2 separate regions of the Mus musculus genome follow, and region 1 is linked to region 2. A link is a loop called in an ENCODE intact Hi-C map of the cell type or tissue named here. Cell type or tissue: heart. All regions are shown on one strand.

Evidence for each region. A loop is a pair of places that touch in the nucleus more often than their neighbours do. Peaks named below come from ENCODE experiments on the same cell type or tissue, not always from the same donor. Only the 100,000 strongest peaks of a DNase experiment are listed, where the experiment ranks them.
Region 1: a loop joins it to region 2, with 5 times the contacts of the local background. A loop is called at or near these places in 3 of 42 quality-filtered maps.

What each region holds. Positions count from the first base shown.
Region 1 is chr19:60,577,136-60,585,135 of GRCm38, forward strand. It overlaps Cacul1 (CDK2 associated, cullin domain 1), which reads right to left and starts at 3,888. Exons shown (of 9, transcript NM_030197.2): 1 at 3,193-3,888. The coding sequence starts at 3,583. In heart, no CTCF peak of the experiment used is centred here; DNase peaks (open chromatin) are centred at 3,216 and 3,946; H3K4me3 peaks cover 3,215 bases; H3K27ac peaks cover 2,624 bases.
Region 2 is chr19:60,785,903-60,793,902 of GRCm38, forward strand. It overlaps Eif3a (eukaryotic translation initiation factor 3, subunit A), which reads right to left and starts at 4,791. Exons shown (of 22, transcript NM_010123.3): 1 at 4,567-4,791. The coding sequence starts at 4,615. In heart, a CTCF peak has its summit at 4,755; DNase peaks (open chromatin) are centred at 4,179 and 4,819; H3K4me3 peaks cover 3,595 bases; H3K27ac peaks cover 3,017 bases.

The DNA.
Region 1 (8,000 bases), 210 kb before region 2:
AGCAATCACATCAGGCAAGTAAAAAAGATATAAGAAAAATTTTGACTTTGAGTTACACAAGTATTTCTCAGGATACAAAACAAACAAACAAACAGGCCATAGAAGAAAAAGACTGATAAAAATCAATTAACATTGAAGCTAAAAGCATCTTCTCTTCAGAAAAACACCAAGAAAAATACAAACCACAGGGAGAGGACATTCCGAATGCATGCCCAAAGTTCACAAGGATGTCTTTAAACTCAGCAACACCAACAACCCAAGAGCAAGTAGCAGATCTGAAGTCTCATAAGACAGACCAGAAATCACCTGACAGCGGCAGAGGCACATGTAAATAAAAGACAGCAGAACCCACTACTGCCCACCTCTGTCAGGCTACAAGAGCAGCCAGCACTGTGTCAAAAGTAATGGAGTTTGTCAAACAAATCAAACAATGTTGGTGGTACTTAAATTGAATTTCTAGATTCAAATGGAGAAAAGGGACATTCCTATAATAATTTGATTCAAGAACATGGAAACAAGCCATTTAGCGAATTCTTCCTCAGTTACTTATTAAAATTACACTGTCCTTAAGTCTTGTGTATTATGAGGTTATTTCAGTTATAGACACTATAATTTGTTAAACTATTATACAGATATCTATTTTTGGTACCATTGCTACTAGTATACATTTTATCTTTTCTAGGCTGGTCTTCAACCTAACAATCCATCTACATTGTGTTTTTCTTTTGGTTTCAGTGGTTCTTGATAAATGAAATTATTACCAAATTCTAAAGGGTTTGTTTCAGGGGTCTTGTTTGTTTGTTTTCTTGAGACAGAGTCTACCTTGGCTGACCTGGAACTCAAAAGATCGTGGTGTGTGTGTGTGTGTGTGTGTATTTGGGGGGGTGGAATTAAAAATGTGAACCACCATGCAAGCAACAAGGACTTTTCTTATTATGTTAAGGAACACCCATGGGTAGTTACCATCTTATAGTGACTATACTGAAAATGTCTCCATTATTATTCCTATTAGCTACAGGTATTGACTTTTAAATAGTTATCCTGCACTCTCTGAATTACTAAGTTATCCTTGTATCAAGTACCACAATATCAACTAGGTACTGGATATTGGCATTTAAAAAAGTTATCAAGTCGTGACTTTTTTCCAACCTACTGAGATAAATCACAGCAATATATCGAAAAAAAACTTGGACAAACCGTGAATCACAATTCTTTTGACATAGTTAGATCTGATGAGCTAATAGTATACAGGATTTTCATTTCTATGCTAACAGGTGTTAACACAACTATAATCTTACCTAGTTTTAAATCAATATTTCACTAAACCTATAAAATGGACTTGGGGTTTTAGTTTTGTCTTGCTTCTGTGCCCTACATTCCAGAATTTATAAAAAGAAAAGGTTATGGAAATGAAATGGAGCTTGTATACAAGAATATCTGGACCAAGAGATTTGAAAGGGAAAGTCTTCATCACTACTAGCACTACTACTAGTCTCAGCTTAGTCCATCCATGCTTAGATAACTTAGATAACTTCTGAGTTAATAGTTCCCTAACTATCATATATTTCATTTACCTTTTCAAATTTATTACCATATAATAAAATCTAATATTCTATTTTTATTTTTCATTTATTTGCAACTTTTCCCCTTGACCAATCTTTAACAGGTCTTAGCTTCCTAGCCTTTTTGTTTTGTTTTGTGACAGGGTCTCACATATCACAGGCTGGCCTTTAACAGGATATGCAGCTAAGGAAGATGAAATTCTTGATCATCCTGCCTCTACCTCCAGAGTGCTGGGATTGCAGCTGTGAGCCACCAGGTCAGGTTTTATAAGTTGCTGGGATCAAATCTGGGGCTTCCTGACTGCTAGACAAGCACTCTTTCAACCTGGCTGCATTCCTAACTCCCTTTATTAATCTTTTCAAGAAATAACCTTTAAGTGTGGCAAATTCTTTTGCTCTGAGCTTAGCTGATGACGACTTCTGCTCTTAATGTTCATTTCTTAACTCATCAAAGAAAGTCTACTTAAGCATTAATCCAAACTGTCTTCAGCATTTAAGGTAAATCACACTGCAACTATAAAGTCTAGTTTCACAACTTAATCAACATACAAACTGCATTGTGTAAATGACTGTCATGTGTATGTCTAACAGGGAATAATCATAAACAAAAGTTCCTTTCTACACCCACACCAAAGTGTCTGCCTAAAGCAGTATCTTGAAGGCAAATAAGTAATGTGTGCTAGTCCCATAAATACTTTTTTCTAAGGTTGTGACTATCTGCATCAGGACAAAAAAAAATTTCAACAGCTAGGTGGGCAATTACTGTTATAGCTTAATAAAACTTAACTAGAAATAAAATCTCCAGTTACATTAGGAGATGCCATTCTAAATTTGCAGCTAACAAGGACCTGGCCACCACGTTCCTTTTACACTGTCACCACCACTCTGAACTAAAAAGCACTACTACCTTATTCTTTACCTAGCTATGGAAGCACACTGCCTGATTGTGAACATTTTGGGGTCAGTTTTTATCTTCTATCTGCAAGTGAATTTCAAGGCAGACCGCTAAAAAGTTCAACCTGCGGTAGGATCCTGGTTACAGTCACTTGCTGAACCGCTTCTCTGGAACGTGATTTTACACATCAACTTCAAAGACTTGTAGCAGTTCCCACTACATAGTAGAAGTAACTAAGAATTCCCTGACAGGATGCAAAAACTCACAGAGAACAAAGAGTTGCTAGAGACCAACGTTCAGAAGCCCGATTTGCTAAAAGTACAGCGGCAAAGAATACAAGAACACATTTCTTTGCTCTCTGGTTGAAAAAAAAAGACGAAAGGCCTCTAACGAAATTCAAGACCGCCTTACTTTTCCCTCTCGCTCTGTAAGGTGAAACTTTGAAGGGGACACCCTAGAGAAGAGCTTACTAATGTTGAGAGATGATCAGGAGTATTAAAGATCTTTTCTAAAGCATAAGCTGAGGCTGCGCAGGTGTAACAGGCAACACTGGCTGGCTGGCCGGATACTGGCCGCAGACACCGAATCAGGGTGGGAGGGTTAAGAGAAGGAAAGAGAACTAAGCCTGGAACAAAGGAAGTGGAGTTACTCTCAGGGCGGGGGGATTCCACGAGCTGGTGTGGAGAAGCCTGGCTGGGGGGTGGGGGTGGGGTCGTGGAGGAGGGACAGACTCACGGAACTTGGAGGTGGAGGTGTTGATGTTGATAGTGGAGCTGGAGGTGGGGGCAGGGGCCGTCTTGGCCACCGCGGCGGCTGCGTCGCAGCTCTTCAACATCATGATCACCCCGTTTGGTTCCGGCAAGGGCGGAGGCCCCATCGGGAGCCCTTCCTTAGGACCCTTCCTCTCCATGGAGCCCGCGTGCACAGCCAGCAGCTGTCCCCCCGGGAGTTCTCGGCCTGGATCCGGGATGGACGACGAGGGCCGCGGCGGCGGCGGCGGGGGCAGCGGCGGGGCCGGCGGAGGCTGGCGGAAACTGTCCGCGGCGGCCTCCCAGTTGTTGTGATTCTGGTCGTCCATCATTGCCTCGTAGGTGAGCATTTCCTCCTCCTCCATGCTCTCCTCCATCCCGCCGGGCCGCGGCTTCCCAGGCACCTGCCCGCCCACCTCAGCCCCCGGGCCTGGGAGCGCAGAAGCCGCCTCGAGTTCACATCGCCCGGAGCCCTCGCGGGTGCGGCGGAAAATCCAGTGGCGCACCGAGCGCTTTCGCCCTCCGTCAAGACGACTCCGCCGGAGGAACCGCTGACTGAGGTGGGCACTCCCGGGGTCTGGTTCTGAGAGGCAGCCGCAAAGGGCTGACGTCCCTCACGACATTTTACAGCAGTTTCTTCTGGCCTTTGGAAAGGGCTCTGGGGGAGCGGCCAGGAAGGCACGTGATGCGAGGGACGGCCTGGAGAAAGCTGGGCGAAAAGGGGGCGGGAGCTATGAGTCACCTCAAGGCGAATGCACCCAGCGGCGCGATTCCCTCTCCCTCCCCTCCCCACTCCCCCCTCCCCATCAGTTTAGACCAGGTGTCCAGACCCGGATTCGCTGGCCCCGCCCCCGGCCGACATTACGTGATAAAGGACTTTGGTCTGCGCACGCGCATTCTCTAACTTGTTGCCACAACTAGTCTGGGTGTGCCCGAGAGTGGACCCAAAAACGGCGCACCAACGCTCTTATGTTTAACAGCCCCCTTCCCTTTTCTTTTTTAGTCTTTTCGTCTTTTCTTTTTTCTTTTTGTACTCCAAACTGGGCTCCAACTAACTCCAAGCAGTCCTCTTTCCTCAGCCTTCTGAGTGTCCCTTCATACCCCATGCTGGCTAACCTTTCCATAGTGAGGGTCCCCCACCGACACAGGCTTTTTGCCACCCAGACCTTGACCTCGCAGCCTGAGCCTTTGCTTGGGGAATGAAAGGACAGTGTGGCAGTAGGCCCTGGGTACAGACTCCAAAGGGTAGACTGTTGGTGTGTGCCGTTTTTTAGCCCTAGGTATCCCAAACTAAGAAGGACAGAATATTGATTCAGAAATTGCACAATATACATTCCTTCCCAGAGTATGTGAAACATTTACAAAAGATAAACATACTGTGTCTCTAAGCAAGTGTCTCTGCATGTCTGAGGACTGACATAACCACATTCTCTGACCACTGTGCAGTTAGAAACTATTAGGGTTCTCTAGAGTCACAGAACTTATGGAATGTCTCTATGTATTAAGAGAAATTATTGGGATGAATGACAGTCTGCAGTCCAGCTAACTTAGCAATGGCCAGCTGTGATGGGGAGCTCTAAGAATCTAAGTAGTTGCTCAATCCCACCAGGCTAAGTCAGCTGGTCTTCTGTATAAACTAGAATCCTGAAGAAATAGGTTCCAACAGATGTGTTGGCAAGTGCAAGCAGGCAAAGAATGAATGCTTTTTCCATTGTCCTTATGTAGACCTCCAGCAGAAGGTGCGGCCCAGATTAAAGATGTGTACCACCATGCCTGGACCTAAGCTTTTGTTTAATGGAACTTGCTCTGTCTCAGGCTGGGCTTGAACTCAGAGATATGCTTGCCTCTGTCTCCTGGGATTAAATGTGTATACCATCTTGTCTGGGCCTAAGCTTTTCCTGGGCACTGTGCCTCAAGTTCTAGATCAAAAGTGTGTGTCATCCCATGTCAAGACCTGGGTGTCTTCCAGCTTCAAGATCGGGATTGCAGGTGTTCCCTCCATTTCTGGATTGTAGTTCATTCCAGGTGTAGTCAAATTGACAAACCAGAAATAGCCATCACAGAAACCATTAACTGAAGGATAACTGGTAAGTCCCCACTGTGTTAATCTTTTATCAACTCATCAATCTGAAAGTGACTATGAAAACTTTTAGAACTGATGAGATTGGTACAATTATAGTAAACTTTCCTAGAAGGCCCTACTCTAAGGAGTTTTTCCCAGCACACTGTTAAATACTGAACTGTTCATGTGTATTTTGTTAAGATACTCCATATATAACAAGCTTTCATTAACGTGGAAAAGCATAACAGGCTGAGCCAGAGAAATCTTTGATAGAGTCTATTTAGGTGGCCATGGGTAAGAAACAGAAGGGAAGGTGAATGGGCATTCGATACGTGGTTGATTTTTATTTAGAACTTTGTGAGCAATTATTAAATTAGACCTCAAGGAGTTCTGGTAGCTATTCTTGGTGGTCAACTTGACTATATTTGGAATGAACTACAATCCAGGTTTCAAGGACACACATGGGATCCAGATCTTTAGGTGGGAAGACAAACATTTAGTCTGAACCACACCTTCTGCTAGAAGCCTATATATGGACATGGAAGAAGAAAGCTTTTACTCTTTGCCTGCTTGTCCTCACTTTTCTAGATCATCCATTCCTTCATGAGCATTGGAGCCTACTTCTTCAGGATTCCAGCATATACAGAAGACCAGCTGAGACACCCATTCTTGTGAGACTGGGGAACTGCTAGATTCATGGACTTTTTGTTCACAGCTAGCCATTGTTGGATTAGTTGGACTGCAGCCTATATAAAAGTCATCCCAATAAATTCCACGTATATGTATATATATGCATATATATGTGTGTGTGTGTGTGTGTGTGTGTGTGTGTGTGTGTGTGTGCGCGCATTTCATAAGTTCTTGGATTCTAAAGAACCCTGACTAGTACAGGTATATTATGCTTTAATAGTTATTAACTTAAAACCATTTCTGGTTTGTTCAGTATTTAGAGACAATTACAACAAAATAAGGAATGCTGACCCAACAGTGGGCCCAGGTTAATAATTACTATATCCTTCCACAGTCCCAGAAGTTAGCCTCTTTGTTTGGTTTTTCTGTTTGTTTCTGTTTCCTAGTAAGATAAGAATTTTATTAAAACAGTACAAATATACCTATATAATATATGTTTAAGTTTGTATACTTAGAGAGAACACCAATTTAAAATATCCATGTGTATTAGTCAGGGTTCTCTAGAGTCACAGAACTTATGGGTAGTCTCTATATAGTAAGGGAATTTGTTGATGACTTACAGTCTGTAGTCCAACTCCCCAACAATGGTCAGCAGCAGCTGTGAATGGAAGTCCAAGGATCTAGCAGTTGCTCAGTCCCACGAGGCAAGCAGGCAAAGAACAGAGAGCAAATCTTCCTTCTTCCAATGTCCTTATGTAGGTCTCCAGCAGAAGTTGTGGCCCAGATTAAAGGTGTATACTACCATGCCTGGATCTGGGACTTGCTTTGTTCCAGATGACCTTGAACTCAGAGATCTCCCCATCTTAATCTTCTGGGATTCCTAGCCACTTTCTTTTTTGTTGTTGTTGTTGTTGGGCTTTTTTTGGTTTTTTTTTTTTTTTTTTTTTTGGGTTTTTCAAGACAGGGTTTCTCTGTGTAGCCCTGGCTGTCCTGGAACTCACTTTGTAGACCAGGCTGGCCTAGAACTCAGAAATCCACCTGTCTCTGCCTCCCAAGTGCTGGGAATAAAGACATGCGCCATCACTCCCGGCTCCTAGCCACTTTCATGCCAAGATCCAGGTCAGAAACTTGTATCTCACAGCCTCCAGATTAGGGTCACAGGTGAGCCTTCCAATTCTGGATTGTAGTTTATTCCAGTTATAGTCAAGTTGAAAACAAGGAATAGCCACTACACCATGGTAGTTTATCTGGGTAGGAGGGGTAATGATTCTTTAATCTTTGTTCTTATGGATTTGTTGTTGTTATAGTTGTTGTTTTATCTCTACAACAAGCGTTGTTGGAGACCCAAAGGTCCAGTCACCCACAGAGCACTAAGGAAACCAGGAATGTTAAACATACGTCTCCTCAATAAAGGGAATAAAATGCCTGCATTCCACGAAGAAAGCTGGGAATAGATGTTTTTCACAACCTGAGGACCTTTGGCTATTTGTAGAGCCAGACCTCACTCAATTCCCCCAGAATGATTATCCCAGACTTTATCTTCCCTCCCTAGACCTTTATCTTCCCTCCCTAGACCTTTATCTTCAGCTTCCAATTAATAGAAACCATCCTTAGGGAACATTGAAGTAGAATTTTCTAGATATGCCATGTGATGTAAAATCACATGGTATTTTGCTAAGGCAAACTCATGTGTTGTTTTGTTGAGACAAGACAGGTAGGAGGATATATGATGTTTGGAGAAAGAAGTATAAATAGGGTTCAACCGACAGCTAGCCTTGCAATGCTTTGTTGGTCTGGAGTCCTTAATCTTTGCCTTTGCTGGTCTTCAGTCTCTTGTCCTCTGGCTGGCCCTGGTGGGTCCCACTGACTCGTGCTAATCTGGCAGAGGCCTGGCAGTTTCTGCTGGATGGTGCCACCACTGATGATTCCTTTTTTTTTTTAATATCTAATTTTTTATTAGGAATTTTTCTTCATTTACATTTCAATGCTATCCCAAAAGTCCCCCATACCCTCCCCCCCACTCCCCTACCCACCCACTCTCACTTCTTGGCCCTGGCGTTCCCCTGTACTGAGGCATATAAAGTTTGCAAGACCAAGGGGCC
Region 2 (8,000 bases):
TCAAGAGTGGTAGTTTATGCCTGTAATCTTAGCAATTCCCAGCAATGATATGGTGCTCACAACCACCTCTTCTGTACATCTCGAGATAGCTAAAGTGTACTCATATGCATTTGGAGCCAGAGGTAGTGGCCCACCCCTTTAATCCAGCAGGGAGGCTCAGGCAGACAAACCTAAGTGTGAGGTCAGCCACCCTGGTCTACACAATAAAACCCTGTCTCCACCACCCCCTTAATAATAATTTTAAACAATTCTCTTTTTTTCCCCCCTAGATAAACCTGAATTGAGTGGAGAAGCTCTAGCTTAAAACAAGCATGTTAAAAACCTTGGGTTGAATTCCAGCACCATTTCTTTTTTTTAAATTAACAGAATTGAGGCTGGAGAGGTGGTCCAAGAGCACTTTATTCCTCTTTCAGAGGACCCAAGCTCTGCCTCCAGTACCCACATTGTGGCTCACCACCATCCCAGGACTCTCATACCCTCTCTTTCTGATCTCTGTGGACATCAGACATACACGGTGCATAAACACACACACAAGCAAATCACTCATACACATGAGTCCTATAAAAAAAGTCCTATAAAAGTTTATTATTTAGAAGTGAACTAGATCTACAGGTTTAATGACTGGTTTCAGAAATGGTGCTTCCCAGTTCTTCCAGTGAAACAATATTGCTTCAATTCTCCCATATGCTAAGTTTATACCTGAACAAATCACATACCAAACTACTTACTAACCAAAAAACATAGCATACCAAACATACCTTACTAAACATCTTTACAAAATATTCTAACTCATCATATATATCAACAATGGTTTGTCCTCCAGTGCTGGAGACCAAACCCAGGGGCTTGCCTCCAGTGTGCCAGGCCAAGACATGACCCTGACCCTACACCTACCCCTTATATCAAATAGTACTCACATGCAAACAAATACAAACTCCTCAATGTTATGTGTGAGGAAAGACTATTTTCGCTTGGGCCAACCTGCTACCCATGAAAAACTTACTAAGCCCAAGTGACACACAGAAAACTAGTTACTTACTATATTGGAACAAAAATGCCTTCCTGTTTTAAGTACTACCCTCTTCCTGGAAGTGTGCCTAAGGTTAGTTTTCCATGTTACTTTAGGTGTTTTTCAAAGCATTTAACCAAAAGTCCCTATCCACAAAAAAAAAAAAAAAAAATTAGTAAATGCATTTAACAGTAAAAGCAGGATAGCTTAGCAATTTAGAACACTGGCTATTCTTCAAGGACCTGGGTTCTATTCCCAGCACCTACATGGACGTTCACATCATCAATAACTCCTGCCTGAATCTTGAGTTCCAGGGGGATAGTTCCTGATACCCTCTTCTAACCTCCAAGAGGGCAATACTTGCATATAGTGATAGACATACATACAAGCATTCATAACATAAAATTAAAAGAAAAATTGTAACAGCAACATTAAAATGACATACCTAATCCCCAATTTTACACTAAGGATTTAAACTTTAAGCTATTATCTAGTGTTTGCAATATGAAATACAAATCAAGTTAAAGCTAAGGACTAAACCCATGAAAAAATAAAATACAAAACACTGGAAATATAAGAATAATCCACTTTCCCAATGTGTAATTTTTAAATGGGCATGAGATTTCTTTACTTCAAAAAAAAATACTAGATTTTTTTTTTTTACTTTATGTGTATGAGTTTTTTGCTTACATGTACCACACATGCATGCCTTTGGATGTCAGAAGAGAATGGATCCCCTTTTAACTGGAGTTAAGTTGGTTTTAAGGCACTGTGTGTGCTGGCAATCAAACCTGAGTTTTTGCCCACAATGTGTGATTTCTTACTGTCACTTTTAAATTCTTGCTTAGAAGCTTGATGTGGTTGAATCGACTGAAGCAGTAAGATCAAATTTGAGAACCTGGGCTACCTAATAAGGCTCTGCCTCAAAAAAAAAAAAAAAAAAAAAAAAAGCAAAGTAAATAAACCTTTAATGACAGATTTAAGAGTTGTTTTCTTAACGATGGGCCAAAGTCTAAGCCCAAAAATCTAGCTTTAAAAGTTTCAAAAAGCTCACTTGAATATCAAACATTTGCTTGATGTGATGGAGTGTGCCTTTAACTTCAGCACTTGGAAGGCACACAGATCACTGAGTTCTAGGGCACAGCTGGGGCAGGGACAGCACACACCTTAACCCCCCCCAGAAGAAAAATATGAGGGAAAATATAGACAATAGACTGAAATTGAAACAAACTCTTCATGATGATCATGGCTGTGAGTCCTTACTCTTAACTTACAACTGAGACTTGAAATTACCTAATTGTGTGAGAGCAGCTAGAAAGAATTATTTCAACCCTTAGATGATTTCGAGATTAAGATCTATAAACTGAAATCCAGAATTATATGTATTATTAGAAAAACAGCACTCTGCGTTTCTCCTGAGTATATGACTGAAACCATGTATCTACCAATAAAGAAAAGGTTCATATCAATCCTTCATTTTTCACTAATTCCTTCAACAGATTAAGTATCCAACCTATATCGTTACTACTCAGTTGTGGGGTTTCATAACAGTTTTACCTTTTAAGGCAGGAGTTGTAGAGTTTGAGTGTAAAAGGCTTTGACACTTTTCCACCCCAAAATTACCAATTAGAATGGCTTGAAGGTCTATTTTATTTATTAAAATAATGCACTAGATTAGCTCTAAATATCCCTGGGGCTACAAAATGCTACAGATAAAACATTTAGGTAAACCTTTCTTAAAAGTGAAAACCCATTTTATCATCTACTTGTTCTACAAACAGTGCCGCACGTGTGATAGACAATCTGCTCCTGTCAAATCCCTGGGAAGCTAAGGCATCACTACTTGCTACTTGGGAAACTGTAATGGGGCTGCAGCAAGAAGTCAATACGGGCCTTAGGGAAAATGCACCAAGACCCAAGTTAGCCACACAGTACCACAAAGTCCTAGTCTACTTTGCTAACACTCTCCCCAGCTTACTCATCATTAATCAAGTCAACTTAGAAACTGTGAAAAGAAATTTAGAACACATTATGTAACCTTTCTACTTTAAAACTTTATTGTAATATTAACCAAGTTCACATGAAGATTCCAAACAGGAGAAAGATAAGGTCAGCATGTTACTATGTATGTATGTAGGCCAAAGACTGTAGTGCTTTAACTAGACTACTATGGTAACTGCTGCTAAATGTTACAACTTAAACATATATTAATAGCTATACCTAGTAAGTCTATCCAATTCCATTTTCTACAGCACAATGCAATTCTAAGTTTCAAAACATTAAAAGTCCTAAATTAGCTAGTTCTATTTTCAATAATAGATTAGTACTAGAGGTATTGGGTGACCCACAGTGCATTATTATTCTACTCCAGACTGCTTCCTAACCACAAAAAATATTAATGTATGTAACCAACACATCTTCATTCCTGAAAATTATCAGCAGTATTCTTTTATTATAAGTTTTGAGTCAAATGGCCTTTTCACAAAATGTAACTTCCACTTCTAACAAGCTTGCCAAACAAAAACCTGCAACATACATGGTTTATTTTTCCAGTTTGGACTGGAAGGGTTGAAAAGGGCACAAATACTGAATTATCAGGTTTTATTTTAAAAAATAAAAAGCAATTTTTAAAGGTCAGATCAGATATGCGCACACGAGTTTTCCACGACACAATGTCAGAGATCCGGGCAAGTCTTTCCTGCAAGCACTAGGCTTAATTAAGCACACGTATGGAAATAGAAATAGCACTCAGTGGCTCTGCGGTGGAGGAAAAACAAAAAAACAAAAAACAAAAAGCTGATCTGGATATCAAGAGACCTTGGTCTTAGTTTTCTGACACTCCCAAGTGACCTTGGGGAAATCACTCTTTCTAGGGCTTGTCTGGGTAGATCATTTTTAAATCCCTAAAGAATACTAACTTTACTGGATTCGAAATACTTTCGAAATGACCCTCATCATTTCGGGGGGTGGGGGGGAGGACACCACAGGAAACAAGTTAATGGAGCAGAGGCCTGAAGTGCAAACTAGTAGTGAGGGAAGTAGACCCTGACCCAGAAGGCCTCCGCGTGGGATCAGGAACCAGACGTGCCCGAGAGGTGGAGTGAAGGTAGACTAGCCGGCTCCCGACCCCGGCGGGAGGTGGAGCGGAGGTTCTCGCGTGCATTGTCCCCGGGAGGGAGCCATGTTTCCTCCTCCCGGCACTCCCAGATGGCGGCAGGGAGCGCGGGGCTTCCCAAGCAGCCCGCGGGTTTGAAAAGCCAGCAGAAGGCCGATCGTAGCGAAGAATCGCAAGACCCGAGAGTCCTGACCCGCTGGGCCGTGGCCCTGCGACGCAAGCCTCGGGCGGCAGCCACTCAACACACACCAGAGCGACGGTTCCTGATCCGCGCCTTCCGCCGCGGCCCGCTTGAGTAGGGAGGCCGTGCGCAGACGCGGCCCGGTGGCGGCGGCCGTGACCACTGGCCTCCACAGCCCGGGCTGCGGGCAGCAGGCGGAGGCCCTCGAAACTCCCAGGCCTCGGGCCGGCCCTGCGCGGCGCGACCCGCTGCCTTACTCACCGTTGGCGCGCTTGAGGGCATTTTCCGGCCTCTGGAAATAGGCCGGCATCTTGACGGTACGCTCAGTTCACCCGGCGTCAGCGAACTCCCTAGTGGCCTGGACCGGGAGAGAAGGCGGAGGGGAACTAGCGCGAGCTTCCACGCGCCTCGCCAGCAGATGCCCGCGCCCAGCCGGCCAGAGACGGAAAGGAAGGAACCACGTGATTCCCTCGCGGCGGCAGCGCCGCCGCCCGAGCCCCGGATGTAGGAGGCAGGCCTTTGCGCATGTTCCGCCTTTCTCCGCGCGCAGGCGCGCTGGCGTCTCGAGCGCGGGCTGACGTGGCGCTGGGTGCCGAGCAGCGCGAGCTGTGGTGTTCTTTGGTTGCGGGAGGGAACCTTCGGGACCGTTTTCTCCGACCACCTCTGCCCCCCGCGGACACAGAGTGGGAAAGGGAAATTTGCGGTCTGATCTGCGACGAGAAAAGGCAGTGTCTACACAGTCATAGCCAAAATGACGTGCGCGGAAGCAGGCCGCGTTAGGGTCGCATCGCCTCTGCCGGGACCTCTCCTGGAAAGGTTGAAAATACTGAACGGAAGTGCTGACCCCGTATCGCTGGCCAGTGGTGTTCATCCCTGAAAAATAGGTCACCAGTCACTTGATTGACAAGGAAGGGGAGGGAACAAACGAATAATAAACAGAGTTATTTGGTATCCTCCTAGGGTTAGTGTCCCAAGGATTCCCGAAAGAAGGGGAGTAGAAGACCCAGGAACCTGGCTTGTATATTTGAAAATACGCGAGTGTCATCGATTTTTACATACAGCTCACGTCACAAACAAATATAAGAAATGTGTTGGTGAAGAAATGGCTTATTGCAAGCCATGTCTTTTATTGCTACCTAACAAATGTAGTGTTCACAGATTAATTACTATGCTTAGAGCTTGAAAGCCATTTAAACCGCGTCGAATTATTAGGCTCTTGGTAGGAAATTAACTTGAGTTCAGGGCTGTGGCTGTACAGTGGCTGAGCGCTCCTCTAGCACACACAGGGGCCTCCATAATCCCTGGCACCACACAAAGGTTCAGAGAAAATTCAGGAAGAAAAGAATAAATTATTGTAAGTTTATTACATATTTTACAATAGTATGGGACATGTGAGTTAATGAGATACTGTGTCAATGAATGAGGAAACCTTAAAAAATAAATAAAACCTGAGCGTGGTGAGAATCTACGCCTTTGGCCTTTGATCCCAGCACTCAGGAGGCAGAGTCAGGCAGATCCCTGTTAGTTCCAGGCCAGCCTGGTCTATACAGGGAGTTCTATAGACCAAAGCTACACAGAGGAAAACCTTTCTCGAAAAACAAATTAATGAGAAATATTTTAAAGCTATTTAAAGGTCTGAAGAGATACTAATCTTGCAGAGCACTCTAGTTCAGCCACATCAGACTGCTCATAACCACCTATAACTCTAGTTTTGGAGTATCTATCATCTCTGGCTTACCCAACACTTGCATTCACATGAACATACCCACTCAAAGATACAGGGCACACTAAAAACAATAAAAAATATGTTAAAGTTCATTTCAAGAGTTCTTCCTCCAGAATGCTTAGACCATGCTAAATCATGAACTTTCACCTTCCAAAACAAGTACCCGGACAGGATTGGTGTAAAAGAGCATCCAGTATTTACAAGCTTTACCAACTGTTTTATGGGCATGATCAAAGGGTTTCTTTGTGTATATTATAGTTAAGTCAAATTTTAAAAGCCAAACATAAAGAGCAAATAGTTCTTTCATGCAGTTTTTAATTACATAAAAATTACTTCATAGGCTAAAGAAAGACTCAAGCAGTAAAATAAAAAGAAACTTGGCCTAAATATCAGAAAAGGCTTTCTCACATTCTCGACTCCATTATCATAACAAAAAATAGTAAAATAGAAGCTGAAGAAATGGCTTAGCAGTTAAGAGCACTTTTTGCTCCTGAAGAGAGAATCCAGGTTTGATTCTAAGCATCCATAAGATGGTTTATAACCATCCATCCATAACTCTAGTTCTAGGATATCTTACACCTTTGACCTCTACAAGCACCAGGCACACACATTGTACATAAACATTCATAAGGGAAAATAGTCATGAAGGTAAAGTGTGTTTAACATTACCTATTTGGTAGGCCCACAGTCAGTTGACCACTAGAAAATTAAAAGAAGTGAAATGAAATATCCCTCATATTGATGATTTCCCCTTTGTGTTATTTAAAGCATATTAATCATCGGTGACATATAGACAATGATCACATGTGTGCATTAAAAAAATGAGTCAAATTAGTTATATACAGTGGCTGGTATGTAATCCAAACCACTCAAAGCCTAAGACAGAAAGATTGCTTGAACCTCAGAGTTCAAGAACAGCTGAGCAGCAAATAAGACACCACCTCCAACAATTTACTTAGAGTCTGGTACTCATTTTTTTTTTAAGATTTATTACATGTAAGTACACTATAGCTGTCTTCAGACACTCCAGAAGAGGGCATCAGATCTTGTTACAGATGGTTGTAAGCCACCATATGGTTGCTGGGATTTGAACTCAGGACCTTCGGAAGAGCATTTGGTACTCTTAACCACTGAGCCATCTCTCCAGCCCCGAGTCTGGTACTCTTTGTTAATGAAAATAATAATGCTGATTATCGGGGGTAAATACATTCCTCCAACAGGCTTTTGGTACCAGCTAGCAGCCATAATGTTGAGTGTTAGAGATATTAAAGTCTCAATGCTTCATTTCAAAGAATTCGTGAGTCCCTGGTAAAAATAGATGCTTATACAATGAAAATTGAAATAGAATCTAATTGGACCAAGAGGAAAGCATAATTGCCAGCTGATTAATACTCACTTAGCAGAAAACAACCATTCAGGCATGTCAAAAGTTGATAAATATTTTTTTCCTTGTCAAGTTACTTTTGTACTTCCTGAGATAATTTCTCTAATACAATATAGGGAGTGGTTTTGAGAGGGGTTCAGTTTTTCTCTTTTGTTTTGCTTTTGAGATATGATCTCACTGTGCAATGAAAACATTACAAAGTGGCCTAGAATTTTCAATTCCCCCTTAGTCTGAAGTGTGCTCAAGCTACAGGCATGCACCAACATTTATCATTTTATTTTCAAGAATATGGGAATGTACTTATAATCTATGATTCATAGTAATGCGTTCATTCAGCAAATCTTTATCAAGTGTGTACCATGTGCCAAGCATAACAAATATACATTTCTGATAGGTGTAAGGGTTACAACAGCAAATAAAATAGTCTAACTTCGTACTTTAGTAGAATCCTAGGAAGAAGCCCATAATCTCCATGAAAACAGAAACCACTGCAGTGCAGATTCTTCTGTTGCTCCAGGCCCACACTGTGTCTTTCTGTACCTAAAAGACCCTGCCCATCTCCTGCCATCATTTCATTAGGAACCA